Regions from separate parts of the Mus musculus genome. Here regions 2, 3, 4, 5, 6 and 7 are each linked to region 1. A link is a contact called in ENCODE Hi-C data. All regions are on one chromosome and are shown on one strand. The core of a region is the stretch at or near the end of the contact, and the rest is flanking DNA. Distances in the headings are between cores, read along the strand shown. Region 1 holds the start of Ddx23 (DEAD box helicase 23). Region 2 overlaps Myo10 (myosin X). Region 3 has its middle 140 kb from the start of Cdh18. Region 4 holds the start of Cdh18 (cadherin 18). Region 5 has its middle 42 kb from the start of Myo10. Region 6 holds the start of Otulinl (OTU deubiquitinase with linear linkage specificity like). Region 7 has its middle 23 kb from the start of 4930445E18Rik.

The links. A loop is a pair of places that touch in the nucleus more often than their neighbours do.
Region 2: a loop to region 1 is called in a map of T-helper 1 cell, with 12 times the contacts of the local background. The contact joins the enhancer-like site here to the promoter of Ddx23 in region 1. A Hi-C loop is called at or near these places in 2 of 37 maps with a recorded cell type or tissue (T-helper 1 cell and T-helper 2 cell).
Region 3: a map of T-helper 17 cell shows a loop between it and region 1 (32-fold over the local background). The contact joins the enhancer-like site here to the promoter of Ddx23 in region 1. A Hi-C loop is called at or near these places in 2 of 37 maps with a recorded cell type or tissue (T-helper 17 cell and T-helper 2 cell).
Region 4: a map of T-helper 17 cell shows a loop between it and region 1 (34-fold over the local background). The contact joins the promoter of Cdh18 here to the promoter of Ddx23 in region 1. A Hi-C loop is called at or near these places in 3 of 37 maps with a recorded cell type or tissue (T-helper 1 cell, T-helper 17 cell and T-helper 2 cell).
Region 5: a map of T-helper 2 cell shows a loop between it and region 1 (13-fold over the local background). The contact joins the enhancer-like site here to the promoter of Ddx23 in region 1. A Hi-C loop is called at or near these places in 3 of 37 maps with a recorded cell type or tissue (T-helper 1 cell, T-helper 17 cell and T-helper 2 cell).
Region 6: a map of regulatory T cell shows a loop between it and region 1 (17-fold over the local background). The contact joins the promoter of Otulinl here to the promoter of Ddx23 in region 1. A Hi-C loop is called at or near these places in 1 of 37 maps with a recorded cell type or tissue (regulatory T cell).
Region 7: a map of T-helper 17 cell shows a loop between it and region 1 (20-fold over the local background). The contact joins the enhancer-like site here to the promoter of Ddx23 in region 1. A Hi-C loop is called at or near these places in 2 of 37 maps with a recorded cell type or tissue (T-helper 1 cell and T-helper 17 cell).

The regions. Positions count from the first base shown.
Region 1 is chr15:98,661,555-98,664,254 of GRCm38, reverse strand. It overlaps Ddx23 (DEAD box helicase 23), which reads left to right and starts at 1,366. Exons shown (of 17, transcript NM_001080981.1): 1 at 1,366-1,432.
Region 2 is chr15:25,631,678-25,634,523 of GRCm38, reverse strand. All of the region lies in intron 1 of Myo10 (myosin X), which reads right to left. Among named protein-coding and RNA genes, the nearest start is that of Myo10, 11 kb to the right of the region's middle. Within about 2 kb of position 1,320, at least 1 of the 3 ENCODE cell types and tissues checked has a DNase peak (open chromatin) inside an H3K27ac peak, as active enhancers do.
Region 3 is chr15:22,897,047-22,899,746 of GRCm38, reverse strand. It overlaps a transcript of Cdh18 not described here. Among named protein-coding and RNA genes, the nearest start is that of Cdh18, 140 kb to the left of the region's middle. Within about 2 kb of position 1,418, at least 1 of the 3 ENCODE cell types and tissues checked has a DNase peak (open chromatin) inside an H3K27ac peak, as active enhancers do.
Region 4 is chr15:23,035,209-23,037,908 of GRCm38, reverse strand. Cdh18 (cadherin 18) reads right to left here and starts at 1,446. Exons shown (of 12, transcript NM_001081299.1): 1 at 1,327-1,446.
Region 5 is chr15:25,579,303-25,582,050 of GRCm38, reverse strand. No RefSeq gene overlaps it. Among named protein-coding and RNA genes, the nearest start is that of Myo10, 42 kb to the left of the region's middle. Within about 2 kb of position 1,295, at least 1 of the 3 ENCODE cell types and tissues checked has a DNase peak (open chromatin) inside an H3K27ac peak, as active enhancers do.
Region 6 is chr15:27,680,150-27,682,849 of GRCm38, reverse strand. It overlaps Otulinl (OTU deubiquitinase with linear linkage specificity like), which reads left to right and starts at 1,308. Exons shown (of 8, transcript NM_001242423.1): 1 at 1,308-1,453. The coding sequence starts at 1,399.
Region 7 is chr15:25,268,161-25,270,860 of GRCm38, reverse strand. No RefSeq gene overlaps it. Among named protein-coding and RNA genes, the nearest start is that of 4930445E18Rik, 23 kb to the left of the region's middle. Within about 2 kb of position 1,405, at least 1 of the 3 ENCODE cell types and tissues checked has a DNase peak (open chromatin) inside an H3K27ac peak, as active enhancers do.

The DNA.
Region 1 (2,700 bases), core at 117-2,616:
GACCCTGTTTGAGAACTGAAAAAATACCCAGAGTGAAAAACCAGACCTGGGGCTAGAGAGATAGATGACTCCGTGGATAAGAGCACTGGTTTTTCTTCCAGAGGACCCAGGTTCATATTCCCGGCATCCATAGGGCAGTTCACAACTGTCTATAACTTCAGCTCCAGGGGATCTGACACCCTCACACAGACATGCATGTAGGTAAAACACCAATGCAGATAAAAATAGAATAAATTTAAAGTAGAAAGACCAACAACTATGTGGGATTAAAGCAAACCCGAGGATGGAAAATGTAAAAGGAGGCAGTGGGTACCCTGGTTAATCTCAACCATCCTACCTCGCACAATGTTGTATTCTGTTTCAGCGGGTGCTGACGGTACTGTTTGAACCCAAGAGAAAGGAAGTGGGTCTACGACTAGAAGAAAAATTCGGTGGACTGATGTATGGAGAACCTGAAGGAAGACATCAACAATAACAAGTAGCCCAAGTGGGCAGTTCCTGAAGACCAGGGAAACGAGGAAGCAAGGTCCCATGAGGAATGTTGAATAAATAGTAAGATACTTGAGGGGGAAGTCCTTCCAGGGAAACCTCTGAAATGTTAGTTTATTATTTATTGGGAGTAGGGGGACAGTGGGTACCCTGGGGTTGTTCAGGCATTCATCCTGCCGGGGCCCCAAGGTTACTCCTGTGACTGGAGTAGTTCTACTGTGAAAACTGTACTACCTTCATTGTGAAGTACTAAGCTACTCCAGTGAACTAATCTTTAGTTCATTATCTTCCATTCATCCACGGAGGCAATAATCTCTCTCACAATTTTTATAAAAAACACTTTTCAAAAAAAAAGGGGGGGGGCTGGCGAGATGGCTCAGTGGGTAAGAGCACCCGACTGCTCTTCCAAAGGTCCAGAGTTCAAATCCCAGCAACCACATGGTGGCTCACAACCATCCGTAATGAGATCTGACTCCCTGGTGTGTCTGAAGACAGCTACAGTGTACTTACATATAATGAATAAATAAATCTTTAAAAAAAAAAAAAAAAGCAAATTATTTGTTACCGTATAAACTTTCTCGCTGAAAGCTGCCAGCTTTGACTGAAATCAACTGCAATACCTACTAGAAGATTCCAGAAAGACTGCTGCGGAAGAACCTTGTAAGTAGAAAGACAACACTTGGAAAATTCTTTCTCCTACAAACACCGAACCTTTGGCAAACCACATTACCCAGAAGACCTTACGGCCTGGCCGGCCCTCGCGCCGTGCATTCTGGGATTGGTAGTTTTCAGGGCCTATTCGTCAGCTCGCGTGGTGCAGGCCCAGGAACTCCCTTTCCCGGCTTGCCGCGCGGCCTGGGTGCTCCTCCGTGATCTGGAAACGCGAAAGATGGCGACTGTTCGGCGACGTTGAGGCCGCGTTAGGCGGTTCAGGCGCGGGGTGGTGAGTCTTGGCGGTGGAGGCGGCTCCCACGAGTTTGGAGAGTGGGTGAGGAGCGGGAAGATAGCCGTAGCCTCAGCCCGGAAGGGGAAGAACGCCTCAGGGAAGGGGCACGAGCCAGGGCAGCTCCGGCGGGCAAGAGTGAAAGGGGCGCGGGCCCCGGGAGCAGTGTTGGCTGCCCAGGGCACAGGCCACTTCCAGGACTGTATTATGAGCCTAGACTTTGGCCCGTGGACATCGCCCTTGTTATACGTCAGTCTGACTTAATTCTTGTTTCCTTACTTCGGCCAGACAGGAACTCTAATGTGCTCCCAGAACCCACCCCATGCCTTCCGGCTCGGGGTTGCCAACTAGTGCTTCGGCCGGAGATTAGTTCTAACCCTAACCCACAGTTGCACATCTTCAAATTCTACTCGTACTTTAAAACGAGCCACTTCCTCTGTGGGCCCTTCCATATCCTCTTTACGAATGGAAAGGACCGGCAACTTTGGATTCTTCGCCTGAACGTTCTTATCTTGGCGTGTCTTGTGCCATCTGCTGCTTCCTGTGGACAGAATTTCATTTTGTAGTTTCCACGGGGCCTACAGCTGAATGTTGCATATATAGTAGCGCTTGATGAACAATTAAATGAAAACAATTGGCCTTTGCCCTACAGAGAACTGGGAAGCACGGCCAGGGTCTTTTGGAGCCCGGGTCTTTTGGAGCTTAAGCTGGCCTTGAATTCAGTATGCAGCCTAGTCCATTTTGTCTTTGGACGCTCAGTACTGCCTTCACCTTCCTAGTGCTATGATTACACTTGTAGACTATTAAGCATTTTCTGTAATTAAAAAAAAAAAACAAAAACCAAGTCTACATATTTCCTTGTAAGTCACCAGAGTAATTCTTTTCAAATGTAATTTTTGGTCGTATTATACTCTGCTTAAAGTTCTCCAAATGTTCTCGTTGAGATGACGTTGAGAGTCACATGCCTTTGCACGGGCCCCTAACAGTGTATTTTGCTTCTATTGACAGTTCTCATTCTGTCCCAGACAAACGCCATTCAAGCTTAGTGTCTTCTTTATTTTCTTTCTTTCTTTTTCTTATTTAAAATCTACTTATTTAGTGGATTGAGTACATTATAGCTCTCTTCAGACACACCAGAAGAGAGCATCATATCCCATCACAGATGATTGTGAGCCACCATGTGGTTGCTGGGATTTGAACTCAGGACCTCTGGAACAGCAGTCAGTGCTCTTAACCGCTGAGCCATCTCCCCAGCCCCCTGTCTTTAT
Region 2 (2,846 bases), core at 71-2,570, about 73 Mb after region 1:
ACACATGCAGAAAAACATGTGCCCACTCTTCATACAAATCAGGGGTGACCCAGAGAGAAGACTGGTGCATTGGGAAATTCTTTGCCTTGACTTCGGCATTCAACTTTGGTGGCGAGAGTGTAACACAGGGTGTTCCCCCCAGGGCTCAGGGCCAATCTCTGCATAGCCTGATTGATTACAAGGAGAAGGAAGCAAGAAGAGAGGTCAAGGGAGGAGACACAGCAAGTTGGCTCAAGAACACACAGGAAGGAAGCAGGCAGGTCAGTGTCCCAGCACAGGACTGAGAAAGACAGGGACAGCCCCAAGCCTGTGGATCAGGTGGCCTTCACCAGCACCTCACTCCCTCACAAGCTCTGCCTAGGTTCCCAGTGGAGCACGCACTGCTAGAAGCCATTGCTCCCGGCAGAGTGCCAAGGCCTTGGGAGGAGGCTGTCAGTCACACAGTCTAGTTTTTCTTGCCAAACCATTTCACCAGGCTAAGGCCCTTACTGCCACCAGAACAATGCCTGACCCAAAGGAAGTTTGAATGTCCTTGAAGTCCTGGTTTTTAAGAAGCCCTATTTGTCTCCATCCGACTGTTGGTGCACTTTGTTCTGGGTCCAGCGACGTCTCTCTCGCGCAAGGCAAACAGCAGTTAAGCCCGTTGCTTAATTGGCCACATCATGTGGAACTGGACTGGACTGGGGCTATGACACTGAGAACACCCAATTCCAAGAGCCTGGCCACAGATTCACGGCGTTTCATGACGAACTTGTCCCCGATAAGGGGAGCTCGGACTCATTTCTGTAAAATGATGTCCAAGCATTCTAATAGAAAATGTACATCAAAGTACATTTGAGAAAGTGTAGGCCCAGAGGGATGGCTCAGTAGGCACAAGTGTGTGAGGCGTAAACCTGACAGCCTAAGTTCCCGACCCACACACAGGTGGAAGAAGAAAACCAAGTCCACAGAAACACCCGTGGCATGAGTGTACCAAGCAGCACACATTATATACCATACCTCATTTTGTAAAGCTAAAATAAATTTAATTTTTTCAAAAAATTTTTGAAAAATAATGTTAGACCTCAAATAGTTCTTTCACATTCACACTTACTTAGGACAGGCATAAAGTGTGAGCTCGGAATAGCCAGGAGACAAGATAAGGATGACAGGAAAGCAACCGTCAGTCTCAGAATGGATGTGGACACAGCAACTGAGGGTAACACATGTCCAACTGCAGCTTATACTCGACACTAATCCAGGCCAAACTTGCCGCCACAGAACCTGAAAGCCTGCCAAAGGGCAGTGAGCAAATAAAGCCATCTCCCAGGTTCAGCACTCCCTGGTGTTTGTGGCACACACCTGGAAGCCCAGCCCTGGGAAGGGGGGAGGGGGAGGTGGGAAAAATCAGGAGGTCAAGGTCATCCTTGGCTACACAGCAAGGCGTTGAGTTCCGGGTCAGTCTGGGCTCCACGGGACTCTGTCTGAAAACGGAACCACAGCAAGGCTATGCGTTGTTCTGTCCGGATTCATTTATGTGACTATCTCCGGCGCGACAAGACTTTAGAGAGCAAAAATGGGAGGAGGGAAGAAAGGGACAAAGAGATGATAAGGAGTCCCTGAGGGACTGTCATAAAGTGTCCCACTGAGACTCTGGGTGGTGAAGCACTTGCTGTACGCTGGGAAACACAGCTTGGAACTGCACATAGCAATGTGTGCAAGCAGGAAGGAGGGTCCAGGACCCAGGGAATCTGAGTGAGGTCTCCAGCCTGCACGTGAACTACCATTTTAATGCCGAACTTCAGCTTTGTTACCAAACTATTGTCGTGTAAAAGGTCACCACTGGGATACCAGGTGGCAAGAAAGAGGAAGGGCCTCCTGTACCCTGAGGGGTTTATAAAAGCTGTTTTGAGGCAATAGGGACTGAACCTAGAGCCTGACAGGACTGGGCAAGCATTCTAATGCTGAGCTATACTCGTAGCTAGCTGGGACGATGCTAAGCCTGTGTTAAATTATTTTTTAAAGAAACTGAAATGAAACTCCAAAACACACAAGTTGAGGATCTAAGATGCAACTTACTTACTGGGACTTTTGAGAAAACATGACCCTTTCTTCACACAGAGAACTACAGTTGGGTAATTGCTCAGCATAAGTGATAGTTCCCTAATGCCCAAGGGACAGGATATAAGTAAAAGAGAGATTGGTGAAGAGACCCATGAGGGAACAAGCAGACGCCCGGGGCACAGGCCCAGCTGTACAGGAATTACCAGAGTTGACTCAAATGTCCATAGGGTGTAAATGTAAATACAGACTCAAGCCTGACACCCAAGGGGGAACACAGCCCCAACACGGAAGAAACTGTAGCGCTTATACGGTGTGCTTGTCCCACATCCCCCAAGCCATGAGAAGCCTTTAGGAAAGGCTGAAAGCATGCCATGGAGTTTAATCCACAACAGAACACTGACATGGGCACTATCTGGTCCCCCCATGGGTCCCTTCACCAAGTGTTCTTTTACTTATGTCCTATCCCTCAAGCATTAGGGAAACATTGCTTATGCTGACAATTAACTGACAGTTGTCCTCTGTGGAAAAAAAGAATCTGAAGACATCTGTTGTCACAATCAGGGAGTTGGGGATACCGACACCCAGTAACTGAAAGGTCGGCAATGAGGCTAAAAGCCCTACTATACACAGGGCAGCCTGTCCCACCCCCAGCAATGTCTACGCTGCCGGAAGCGTTGGAAAAACCTGAAAAGAAGGTACACTTGAATACACCCAGAACTTTGAGACTGGAAACTACTAGAAAGCAACCTTGGCCCTTAGCTCTGACCTACACCAGTCAATCTTCCAATGAGAGACTACAGTTA
Region 3 (2,700 bases), core at 169-2,668, about 76 Mb after region 1:
GACACACCATATGTGTTTACCTAAGAAAAATATTATTTTTCTATTCCCTGCAGTATTCTCACTGCATATTATTTTATGTTTTCACTACCCTTCTATAAGTTCCCATTATTGTTTTTTGTTTGTTTGTTTGTTTGTTTTTGTTTTTTGTTTTGTTTTGTTTCTTGAGACAGGGTTTCTCTGTGTAGCCCTGGCTGTCCTGAAACTCACTCTGTAGACCAGGCTGGCCTCGAACTCAGAAATTCGCTGCCTCTGCCTCCCAAGTGCTGGGATTAAAGGCATGCACCACCACAGCCCGGCTCCCATTATTGTTTTTATCTCTACACTTCATTCTGGCATGTTTCAAGATCTATGACAACTTTTTTTTTTTTTTTTTTTTTGGCTCGGTCTTCATTTCAGGAGGTCTCTAGTGCTGTCAGTGTGTGTGTTCTTAACTTAGCATTTGCTGTAATTCTGTTTCTCTGACACTGACGCTGGTTTCAACCCCATTCCCGATATTCCCATTACTTTTCACTGGTTTCTCTAAAGGTTAATCATATTTTTTGCATGTCAATCTGATTTTACATCTATTCATTTCACACTTGATGACAGTATCTCTCCCTATTTTTACTACATTGTTAAAAATAGCTTTAATTGTAGAAACACAAATTTTCAACTTTTTCTAAAAATTATTGTGCCCCCCTTTATTTGAGTTTTCTAAACTTTTCCTCCTTAGAAAATTTGTGTCTTGCTTTTTTTTTAAATACATAATCTGTGGGTGCTGCCTAGAGCTATTCAAATGTATGTCTTTGTTATTATAGAGTCTCAGTGCATTAGTAAAGCTATGCATTAGGGCTATGTCTCACACAAGTGTACTAATATTCTCCCAGATCTTCTGTTTCTTCCTCTGCTGGCTGACATCTTTGGTCTTTTTCCTTAGAACTCAGTTAACTAGGTTTGCATTCCCCTATGTGAAGGAAATATGTTGAAAAATAATTATAATAATTTAATCTCTCTCTCTCACACACACATACACATACACACACACACACACACACACACACACACACACACTAGGCTGTTACAAGTATATTATCCTGGTTAGCTAGTAAGTATGTGTAGGAGAAAAAAAGGCTTGGTGTATAATTTAGAAGGATAATAACGCCTTTCCCTGGACTTCCCATGAGAGATTTATCCTCTATCTGGACTAAGAAAACATGAAGTTCCTTAGGATAATGCTTAGGAATAATGTGGTTCTTTTATCTCTAGTCTTCAAGTATTATCGTGCTTATGCTTTGCTAGATATGGACACCAGAAACCCAAGATACTATAATAGCACTGACGTAGTTCAGCCAGTATGAGGCTGCATCAGAGCCACTTCCTCAAAAGCAGACTTCAGCTGTGCATCTCTGAGCGGAAATGGCATTCTCTGACCTCAATTCCCTGATGGATCTGTCAAGTTTTTTTTTTTTTTTCACTGTGCTCAGCTCTTTCTTGTTGTGTATTTATGAAGCCGTGGCTTGCAACTTCTTTGTATGTCAGAGCTGAAACTGAAAATAACCCCGTTGGGAATGCATTAAGTTAACTATATTACCCTCTGCTCTTACTTTACTCATCTCTCGTAGTTATGAAATACCTTTCTATCAAACTTTCAGAAAACTGGAGATCTTCTAGCACACGGGCTGCTTTTTCTTTGAGCCGTGACAACCTCCTGCCACTCACTGAATTTCCGTGTACTTGGATGCCACAGTTCAGTGTCACCAGACTTTTTTTTTTTTTCTTGACATGTGTTCTCCAGCAACCAGACTCCCACTCAGCTTTCATTTGCAGCTGCACCATGTAATTTACTCTGAATCTCCAAGAAGAAATCTTGAATTGCCCGGATGCTAATCTCACTCTGCATAGTTTTCAGCACTTGTGAGTAACATTATACCTATTTTTATGCACATGTCTCTTAAATAGAACTTGCTCCCTGAAAACAGAAAATTAGATCTGTGCATCCAACAGACATTTTAATAATTGGCAGTGAAGGCTGATTAAATTGACTTGGCAGCACTACTAGGAATGATATAGAATAATACCACAGAGATCAGTAAAGGGAACACTAAAGTTGGATCTTATTTGTGAGCGTACAGATGATGTTTACCTGCCTTATGAAGAAGAGTCAATTGTTATTGCCGAAAAATGAAAATCAAACAAATAGAAACCCAGTGGAGCCCCTGAAAATTGAAGGCTGAGAGGACATTGGACACCAGGTTTCAATCACATCTGCCTCCAAAGCAGCATTAGATGCAACTATGTTTATTCAGTGAATAATTGAATCCCACCAAGCCTGGGCTCATCTAACACTGATGCTTACATGATGCCAGTTACTCCCATGACACTGCGGTGTGCCAGGCCTACAGCTTCTTTTGTGAGGATGACTTTTTTCTTACATTTTCCTCCTTCATGTTCTGAGGATTTTGTACAAATTATTTGAGATGCCTAATGCCTTCCTTATTCTAGCATTTACTCTCCTGCGTGCATCAATATTTGACTCCTAGCATCGGCCTCCTCTCCATGTGCGACTTTACCTTTGTATGTATACCTTTGTATTTATAAAGTCTATAGAACCCCAAAGCACACAGAAGCTTGATTCTGCATGAAGGTATTTATCAAGCTCTTCTAAGTTATCTATCTATATCTATATCTAACTATCTCTATCTAATTCTATTTCTATATCAG
Region 4 (2,700 bases), core at 197-2,696, about 76 Mb after region 1:
GCACAAGATCTTCTCTGGGTTTCAAACTCTTAATTCAGGACCTAATATGTTCTCTGAGGAGATTATATCCTCAGACAGAGAATGGTTATTGCAGAAGGATAGCCTCCTGCTTTTAACATCTGTGGGTGATCTCAGAGAGGTAGAAAAAGGTTGGAAAATGCAAGGAGTGCATACAGTTAGGTTTTTGGCTGCATAACAAAATTTTTCTCTGATCTGTCTCTGGACTCACAGCAGGCATGCCATCACCTGAGCAAACCAAAAAGCACAGTATTTTTTATTCCTAAGAATTTTTATTTGAGAAACCACAAGGATCACTTATCTTGACAAGGCAATTGACATGAGGTAAGGATATTTTAACAACCCTAACTAATAAGATTCTGTTTTCACCTGTTAACACATGAAAGCTTTGCTTGGCTACACATCTTCATGCACAGCACACTCACAGACAAGAATGGAAGCTATTTACCTTGATTGTCAGATGTGGAAACAAAGACAAAATTAGATGAATGTACACTCAGAACAGAACAAGGTTGGCAAGTTAAGGCACTGACTGAGAGTTAACAAACACACAGAGACACTAAATAAACTAGCTAGTGCTCCAGGAGTCAGCGGGCTTCTCTGCCTGCATCATTACTGTGCCTTTGGTAAAAACATAAAAGTTTCACCTTAGGTTTTCATAAACATTTATCTATGAAAACAGCTTGGGAAGGAAAACATTAAAAAAAAAAGGAAAAAAAATAAGAAATTTCTCAAAATCCAAGAGAGAACAAAAACAAAACAAGACAAAATTGTTCATCTTGCAGCAGTTTCAGTGTGCAGATACCTTGTCATTTTGCAGGATACTGGAAAGACCATAATTAAAAAGCACCATGTAAAATCCAATTGCAAAATCCCTGTTTGAGTCGGACCACGCTGATCTCACTTTTTTCAGACTGACATAAATGCCTCTGAATTGGATACCCTCAGTATTCAAATGTGCTGGCAGAGTCCCCTTCCAACTTCTTCAGGGGCAGAGCAGTTAACACACACGCACATCCTCAGAACCGCACATCCTCAGAACCGCACATCCATAGAACACACGGAACCAGCTGGATTGGAAGCACCACATTCCATAGGCTGTATAGCAGCATTCCGGCATGAAAAACACAAATTTATACTAGCGGCAAGGCTGCCGGCTGCAACTTTCCCATTAGCACAGTATCTTGTGAAAAGCATCCAGGAGGAAGATTTCACCAATGCTGTTTCACTCCGAACTGAGTAAGCAGCCCCATTGTACAAAAATATTAATGTCACGACAGAGTAAAGTGTGATGTATTGAAACCTTACCTTGGCTGACTTGCCCTAACTGCTGGAAAGGAACTTAATTTATGAGAAGCACAGGGGGCACTTTCTCAGAGCTCTGGGCACTGCTGCTCACGGTCCTCGGAGAGCCCAGGCTCCGGCTCCGCACCTCCAGCCCCAGGCTCCCAGGCTGGGTCTCTGCAGCTCCCGAGCGCGTCTCTGATTGGCTGGCAGCTCGTGTCGGCCTGCTGCTCAGCTCGGCTCTCGCAGTCTCTCCTCCTTCCTCCCTGACTCTCCCTCTACTCCCTTCCCCTTTTGCTTCCTTCTCCCCCACCCCACCGTACATACTTTTGGGGCTGCACAAATACCCTTTTTGTCCCATAGACAAGGTCACACAGAAAGCAATAAGGTTAATAAGAATCACACACACACACACACACAGGCAAACAAAACAAAAATCTTGTGTTCTTCAAAAATGACAGCCAGGATGCAGGACGCAGGACGACTCGGGTGACAGTTTAGACCAGCAGTACTCTGCGGGGGATGGGAAAGTAGGGGCCAGAGCAAGGGATGACTGTCAGATGGAATGGGAGTATACATCAGAAGGGAAAGAGCAAAGGCAGGCAGGGCAAGCGCTGATGTGGCAAGCTGGTAATAAATTTTCATATTTCCGTGCAAAGTCGTCACAGCCTGCTAAACATCCAACTGCTGGCTCACTCATCAGCGATCCCTAGTATAGAGGAAGTCCAGCGATTTAGCCTGAGAGATGCCCTTTCATGCCGTGTCCCAAGTACTCAAGGCGTGTAGGGTTTATATTAGATGGAGCTTCCTCTTGGAGGTCAGCATTATATTTCTGAAGATGAATGGTACTGCAGTGCCTTCCCAGCCTCTTGCTAGTGCCAGAAGAACTAAGCCATGCGTGAACTTCTCACCTCTTCTGACTCCTGAATAAATTACAACGCTTTGTAATGTACACAGCTTATGATAACAGGGATTTCAGGCCTGACTGGCTGTTTTCAAAATTGATGTGAGCAGCTGAGGCAGCTTCAGTACTTTCTCCCAGCGGGAAGTCAGTCACGCACACTCACCCATCAATACCATCCTGCATCTCACTGGAAGCATCATAGTAAACAAGGGTGGGTGTTTTTCGAAATGGAGCGACTACTCCAAGGGTCTCATGACAGGGATATCAACACTCGTAAGGGATTCTCATTGGTTGCCGACACCAAGAAAATAGCATTCCTTTGGATACATAGTTGCTAAAACTACCAAAGCCCCTTTTGAATGCACACCAGAGGAAAAACTCTCCGGTTGAAAAGAGGTAGTGTTAACAGGATGCAGATTTGCTAATGTGCAAAACAGATGTGAGCTTTAGCATCAAGGTTGGGATTTTTCTCATGATGCTGCTGTAGATGAATA
Region 5 (2,748 bases), core at 46-2,545, about 73 Mb after region 1:
CCTGCTTCCCTCAAATCCTCCAGAAAACATTGCCCACTTCTCTCCCCTCTGCCCAGCCCTACTCTGAAAGCCTTGGTGGACCCTCAAAGCCAGCCCCTCTGGGAAGCAGAAACAGAAAGCAAAGGGGGAGAAGAGATTGAGAGAAATAGACAGACTTGTAGGGAGACAGGAAAAACAAACAAACAAACAAACAAACAAAAAGATGAGAACTACGAACCTGAAGGAAAAAGAAATGAAGAAAAGTAAAAAAAAAAAAAAAAAAAAAAAAAAGTCAATTGAGTTCCATGCTAGCATTTGAGGCCAGCCCAGTCTTTATACTGAGTTCCGGGCCAGCCAGGGATAATAGAGACACCCTGTCTTCAAGGAAATAAATAAAAATGTAAAAAGGGAGCGAAAGAAAGGTTGGTTCAGAAAGCCCTGTGACTCGGTGTTCTTCTAGTGTCCTGGGTGCCATATAGATTAGTTGATTTTATTCCCTATTCCCCAAGAAGTTAGAATTAAAAAGAAAAATCAGACGAACGGATGTAGGCAGCCTCTGCTGCATGAGATACACAGCGGATCTAACTCAAACACTTCTCAAGTACAGCGCGTCCAATGAGTGCAGCCACTACCAAATGTAAAGTCCTTATAACCCAGCCTTGGCTTACTTATGAATCTCCTCCAGGCCCATAGCTCAGGCTGTGTGCTCTTAGGAGATTCCCAAGAACATGCCTAGGGGTTGGCAGACAATTACAGCCTCTCTCCTTTTCCCTCTTACCAGAAAGTAAAATCTGAATTGCAAGATATCGAGGAGGGAGAACTCATAGAGATCCCCCCTCGCTAAGCCGTTCAAGCCCTATTCCCCAATAAACAGATAGCTGTAACAATTGATTTCTCTGTGGTGAATGGGATAGTCATGACATCTTGCTGAGCGAGGCCCTCAACAGGCAGAACTCCTTTTTCCAGTGACCTTTTCCCTCCTCTTAATGGGCAGTTGTCCCTGAACTACAAGGCCTTGTTGTTGGCTCAGGTCACAGCTCACAGCCTGCAGACACACACACACACACACACACACACACACACACACACACACACACACACACTGCTTGAGGCAGGAAAGCAAGAGGACTGCTATTCCATAAAAGGCCTCTCAGTGTGCATTGTGTGGCAGACAACGGGGCACACAGGGTCCTTGAAGTCCTGGAGAGAGCCGAAGTGAGGAAGTTTGCCTGTGGAGAGCTTGTGATATTTTTGGCAGCGGTTTCTCACTACCTGGACCGCATGTTTGTGTCTGCGATGGTGTTTACTGTGACTCGCAAAAGAATAGCTACTAAATTGGGATGTGATGGACTTTACAGCTGGAGTGAGAACTGGATCTCAGAGGAGTGACACTGGGGATTCGAGATGTTGTGTTCTCTGTGTGGTTACGTTTTTTTGATCTTAGGATAGGGAAGGGAAAAAGCCAAGTCCCTAAGAGTGAGGTGGCCTAGCTGTGTCCATCCTGAGGGTGGACTGTGGAATGCCTGAAGTGGGCTTCCAGTTCCTGGTACAGTGAAGGGTTATAAATTGTGTCTGCCTCCTCCAGTCAGTTTTCCTTTTGGGGCTTTAAGTTGTTGGTAACTCTCTTTGCCAGATTCAGGTTTATTTCAGCAAATATTTGATGGCTCCATCCACAGCATACATTTGCTATGAAACTGTTGGGCATTTTGATTGGTCTTCAAGATCAGTAGTTTTTTTGAGTTGTTATCAGAAAAAGAGTCTGAAGACTCCATAAAACCCTTCTGCTGGCCCTCAAGGGTTGGTCACAGCGTTAACTACGATCCTGATCCCTTCGACCTTGTTAAGAGCCCTGGGCCATATACACTGTGACATAGTTTCTCCCTGCCCGGAAGCAAATGATGAAAGCTTTCCTCAGAAGGATGTGTGCAGCCCTCTGAATGGGAGATGTCTAAATCCCACTCTTCAGAAAGGCCTACTGTAGAACAATAAGCAGAGACAGTTCCTGCCCCTTTTTGCTAATTAGCATACCAGGAGTATTTATGGGACACAATTTTCCCCTTTGCCAGAGTGGTGGGGCTGTTAAAAGCCTCTAACTTTGGCCAAGTCAAAACTCTTTTCTTGTATATTGCATTTATTTCAAGAAAGCTGGGCCGTTGTACATGAAGGCACACCATTAATTCCAGCACTCAGAGGGCAGAGGCAGGCAGATCTTTGGAGTTTAGTGGCAGTCAGGCCTATGTAATTTTTTTTTTTTAGCTTTATCTATAAAAAACAAAGCAAAATATAATACAATAGCCATAAAGCAGTGGTGTATATGTGAACTGTCTTTGAGGCTTTCTCCTGCATACCCCACATAGATCTACATTGTATCTAATGTATCACATTTGTTAAAAAAATGGAAAGGTTGTTTAAACATCTGTCTCCTATCGCCTCAGTGAGACCTGGGGGTGAGAAGGGTTTTCTAAAGCAAGCTACCAAAGAAACAAAGGTTGCTTTATCTAACGGGGCATTTAGATAACTGCAGAGCCACGTGTCTCTGTCTCCCATGTCATCAGACTTTAGTCACTGTAACGGACACCTGAGGAAAACCATTTAAAAGAGGAAAGATTTATGTCTGCTTGTGATTTCAGTTCAGGGTCTCCCGACTCTGAGTCCTGGAATTAGGGAGAGAGATAGACATGCGCTGTAGACAGACATGCGCTGTAGGCATGCGCAGTAGACAGATGTGCACTGTAGACATGCGCGGTAGGCAGACATGCGCTGTAGACA
Region 6 (2,700 bases), core at 59-2,558, about 71 Mb after region 1:
CAGCTCTCTTAGTTGCCTGGTGCTGCTGACTCAGGCTTTTGGTCTGACAGGGATTTCTGAGGCAAGACTAAAGATGTACGATCCTTTTGATCCTTTGTTCTGAGATCCAGAGAGACTTGCAATGTTTCAATGACTTGTTGACATAGCCCTAAGGCTATTGAACTCACACAAAATTCCAGGCTGTTTCCACATGTTTCTTTAGTTATGGCGCTTATTTTTCCGGAGGCTGCCAGGATATTTTGCATGCTAGTCTTTTTGTATTTGGAATCTGTCTGCACTGGAGAAAAAGGAAGTACTCATGGAGATGATTCTTCTTCTTCTTCTTCTTCTTCTTCTTCTTCTTCTTCTTCTTCTTCTTCTTCTTCTTCTCTTCTTCTTCTCCTTCTTCTTCTTTTTCTTCTTCTTCTTCTTCTCCTCCTCCTCCTCCTCCTCCTCCTCCTCCTCTTCTTCTTCTTCTTCTTCTTCTTCTTCTTCTTCTTCTTCTCCTCCTCCTCCTCCTCCTCCTCCTCCTCTTCTCTTCTTCTTCTTCTTCTTCTTCTTCTTCTTCTTCTTCTTCTTCTTCTTCTTCTTCCTCCCCCTCCCTCTCCCCTTCCCTCTTCTCCTCCCCCTCCCTCTTCCCCTCCCCCTCTCTTGTCTTCTTCTGGAAAAAAGGAGGGGTCCATCAAATTAGTTAATCAGGAGCAAAAAAAATCTTGTATCCTTTTCTTGTTAGGCCATTTACTTTTTCTGTTAGCTTTTTGTATTGTTTTTTAACAATTAAGAAATTACTTTATGGAACCACTTTTTGTCAAGAATGCTCTTGTTCGTCCCTAAACAGTTCCAAGCACGCATTAGCCGAATGTGCTGACCCATGCAGAAAGACGAGGAAGCCCTGCCCCACGTAGTGGAACAAGCCCCGGGTGCAGTTGCTTTTGGATCCCAGCCTCTAGCTCTCCGGCGCAGACATAGCAGGTTTGTCCCGTGGTGAACAGGGAATCGAGGCACCAAGCTGTCCTGAGCTGGTGAGGGGCATTCGGTCCCTCGGCCCATCAGTCTCTTCCCCAAGTTCTCTGGCTCTGGTGCAGAGCTCCCGAGAGGACTCTAGATCCGAACCAGTGGAACGCCCAGGGTGAGCGTGGAGGTGCAGCCCTAGGGGCAGAGCCGCGGCCTCCGCAGCGCTCCCATCGCTGAGCTTCTGAGCTTTCCACGCCGCCGCGCCCTTCACGCCTACCTCGCGCGGAGGCTCCGCCCTAGACTCCGCCCTAGCTTCTGAGTGGCGGCACCGGGCGTCAGTCTGCGTTCAGGGCGGGAGCACGGACGGCTGTCACAGTAGCTGAGCTCGGGACTGCGGCTGCGGAGAAGCGAGCGGGGCGCCGGGCTGTAGCGGAGGGTGCGCGCGGGTGGAGGCGCGCATCCCGCATGGAGGCGCCGAGGAGCGCGCCGCGGGAGCGGGAGCGCGCTCGGACCACCTCAGGTGGGCGCCGGGATGAGCACAGTCTCCCGGAGGGTGTAGTGGCGGCGGAGGGTGGGCGAGGGAGAGCGAAGGGTGCTTGTGGCGCGGGGACGGCTACACCTCGCGCGCGTGGCTGTGCGTGGGTTGCATCTGAGTCCCCGGCCATCGGAGAGAGGCGGGTCTATCCAGGAGTACCCGGGCGCGTGGACAAGCTGGTCGGTGTCCTCGAGGGAGCAACTTGGTTGTAAACTAAGCTACCGGGGTTTGCGCCTTGAGAGGATGTGGCCCACACCTTTTCAGCAACCAGAGTTGTAAACCGCAGAGAACACTCTTGACTTTAGGGGGAAAAAAATGCTCACCAAGGGGACAGGGTGACAGTAGATCGCTATTGCATTTCGGGCCCCTGCCCCACTGGGTAGCAGTGGTCTGTCCTCTCCAAAGACCTTAGAGATGAAATGTCTTTCTTCCGGTCCCACAGCTGTGTCCGTGGTTCAGTTTCTCTAGGTTTTGTTGGGCCACACGCTGGATCCTGTGTTTCACCATCTACCACTCAAGGAATGTGAGCCTAGTAGTGAATCTAAGCTGTGTGTGTTCTTGCTTTCAGTGTGTAAATGGGGTTGTTGGACACCGGGAATGTTCCTAATTGCTGCTCTCCGTCCTAGTAGGAGCTTCTGACACAGCACTGTGTTGTGTAGTGGAAGCAACACTGTTCAGGACACGAGGTCTGGACGTCAGTCCACCCTAGAGTGTCTGGGTAGGAGTTATTCAAGACATCAACCATTCGTGAAATGCATGCTGGACAAGTTAATTCCGAAGGCCTCTCCCAGCCTAGTCTGTGACTAAATTACCCAAGTCTCTGAAGTTTAGAGAATTAACTCATTTGTTTAACCTTTATGCACCTCAGGTTATTATAGAATTAGCCAAGTATTTCCTGTGGGCGTATCCAGTCGAACATTTTTTATTTTGTTTCTTTCTTCCTTTAGTTTGGCAGAGAAAAGAAAGTTGGAAACAGAGGCAAGGACATGACTGGGAAAGAGCTGGTTTGGGAGACTGCAGAATGCCTACTTTGGCTTAACAAAACCACCAAGAACGTTTCCTTTCTCTGCACGAAGTCCAAGGCGTGTCAGTGCGCTGAGCCCAAGGAGAGAGAGGGACCTTTCGTTTGTTTCAGTCTGTGGGGTCTGCTGTAGGTTTGCAGGACAAAGTGAGATTCAAGGATAAGATTGTGGAAAACGTTTCCCTTTCGAATATAACTGCTGAGGGAGGAC
Region 7 (2,700 bases), core at 156-2,655, about 73 Mb after region 1:
AATCCCAAATAAAACCGCAGAGCAGGTAAATCCTTGGAGATCTAAACACCTCAAAGTCCAGCAAGCGCCACTTCTCGGGGCAGAAGCAGTGGTACCAGCCAGATCCAGCCCAAGAGCAGAGGCCCCAGGAGATTCCAGAAAGCTGCTCAGAGGAGAGGAAAGAAACAGTATCAAATAAGTCAAAATACAGCAGACACAGCCCAGCTAGTGGAGCCCAGCACCGGAGCACTGACTGAATGTCTGCAAATCACAACGGACGCAGGCTGCTCAAGACTGTCGTGCGATGAGGAGGAGTTGCTGATGTGTCTCTAGGCACACAAAAATTGGAGTGTCGTGCATGTGTAGACGTCTGGGACTCAGCATGTTTTGGCTTACGTTACTTCAGCGTGAGAAGCAGTGTGCAGAATTATGGTTATTAGCCAATAAGAAACATCAGGATTATGCCTGCACATGTTGCTAAATGGAATGGGGAGTTTACAGTACTTGGGATGTCTCAGATAACGTCAAGGCTGAAAGCGTTAAGCCCCGTGGTCTGTGAAAGTCGTATCTGAGCTGATTATTTCTTGGAGTATGGGAAAGTTTAGAGGTTGTGTTAGACCTCACCGTTGAGATGAAAGAGCTGCATTTATTTCATAGAGAAATGAGCCATTGCTTTGGAGTGATCACCTACTGAACAAAAGTATTAAAAATAAATATGACCTTATACAACAGTTCATGCTTACATACAGAACTCCCACAGGTATGCCCCATGTGTATTTACAAACCTTGCCTACACAAACGCAAATACACGCATGTGTGCTTACACACACAGGTACACAAACGAAACTTTCCTGCCTCCTTTTTCTCGTGTGTGTGTGTGTGTGTGTGTGTGTGTGTGTGTGTGTGTGTGGCCTTGCCCTAGCACTCTACCGCTGAGCTACATCATCACCCCGTTCTCTTACCTCACTTATTTATTTATAGGAAAAGCTGTGAAAAGATCTGGCTACTCTTCCTGTTTCGACATCTCTCAGCAGAAAGTCTACCCAGAAGGCGGAAGTAAAAGACAGTTTGTGGAATGGTTTTTTTTTTCCCCCTCAGCTGAAAGCAGACTTTAAGACAGCTATTTTATCTGATCTGTGTCACTGAGTGACTCATCCCCCCCCCCCCCCCCCGCGTGCTGCAAGTCGCCCTTAAGCACGTATTTCTAGGGCTTTCTGTGCTCATGCACTATTGACAAGCAATCCCCTGCTCCGTTCCCACGTTCCCTGAGGTGCTGCTTGAAGTCTGTAGTGAGCTAGTACTTCATTAAGGGATCCTCAGGGGTGGGAGGGCAGAAGTCTGCTATGTCTCCTCACCAGCTGGCAGAGCAGCTGCCTCCCTACCTGCGTTTATACTAATAGTCACTGACAAGGCTTAGTAGGCCAAGGGGTCTGGGTTCTCTGACGCCACAGCTCTGACCTCCACCCCTGAGGGAGAAATTCCAGATACCCAGCAGTTGAGTTTGAAGAGGGAGGAAGGTCAGTTGGAAGGGAAGAAAGCCCTTGCTCAGAGACTGGGTTGAAGTCACCCTGGAGACTCCCGACATCCTTTGTTTGCCTTCACTCTTTGAAAGGACAGGGTTCCAAGGCGCACACATGCCTGGGATGGTCTAAAAGGTGAAGTGACAGGCAAACATTGACACAGTGAACATGTAAAGGAAAAAGGAGTTAGTGCCTAGACTCAGAGGGTATGTTTGGTTTGTTTCCTGACACTTGTTGACTTGCTTGTGTGAGCTTTTACAATCTAACCTTAGGGAGAAAGTCAAAAGTGATTCCCATGGCAGCCCAGTGGGCCTCAGGCAGTAAGGGAGGAGACATTTGGTGAGAAAACAGATAATTCAGTAGGAATTTCTTTGTAGATTTTGCAATAAGTTGTAGAAGAAGAAAGATGAGGTTTTTTTTCTAGTTTATTTCTGAAAGAGTTAAAGTAGATTTTTTTGTTTTTGTTTTTGTTTTTTTGTTTTTTTTTAAGAGCATCTTCTGACTTTGTCTGAGCAAGGGAGAGTTAAGACATGTTAAGAATTGTCCACACTGTCCTGGGCCTTTGGGAGGAAAAAACAAAGGCCTGCCTTCTTGTAACCAAGTAGGACATCGAGAGAGATTGAGAGATTTGGGCCATGACATGCCCTTGGGACCATTTGCACCAAAGTGTTCCTGTGTTCCTGTTGACGGTGAGGAATGGGAGTTTTTCAGGTCCATGAGTCAGGGTCACCTGTTCCAGTGAGTCACAGAGGTCAGAGGTCATGGCTCAAGCAGTAATTGTTGAAGAGGAAGTAGCAGCCAAGTGGTTTTAGAGGCCAGATATGGTAGTTTTTGGAGGGGTTAAGTGGAGACTCAGACCAGGAGTCCCATGCTATTCAAAGAGTTATTCCTTGTAAGTTTTCTTTTTTAAAGATTTATTTATTGTATGTATATGAGTACACTGTAGCTGTCTTCAGACACACCAGAAGAGGGCATCAGATCCCATTACAGATTGTTGTGAGCCACTACGTGGTTGCTAGGAATTGAACTCAGGACCTCTGGAAGAGCAGTCAGTGTTTTTAACCACTGAGCCATCTGTCCAGTCCCTCCTTGTAATTTAAAACAAGGCCCAAAGCCTCAGGGTGGGGGGGGGGGTAAGGAATCCCCTAAACCAATGGTTCTCAACCTATGGGTTGTGACCCTGTAGGGGGTCAAATGACCT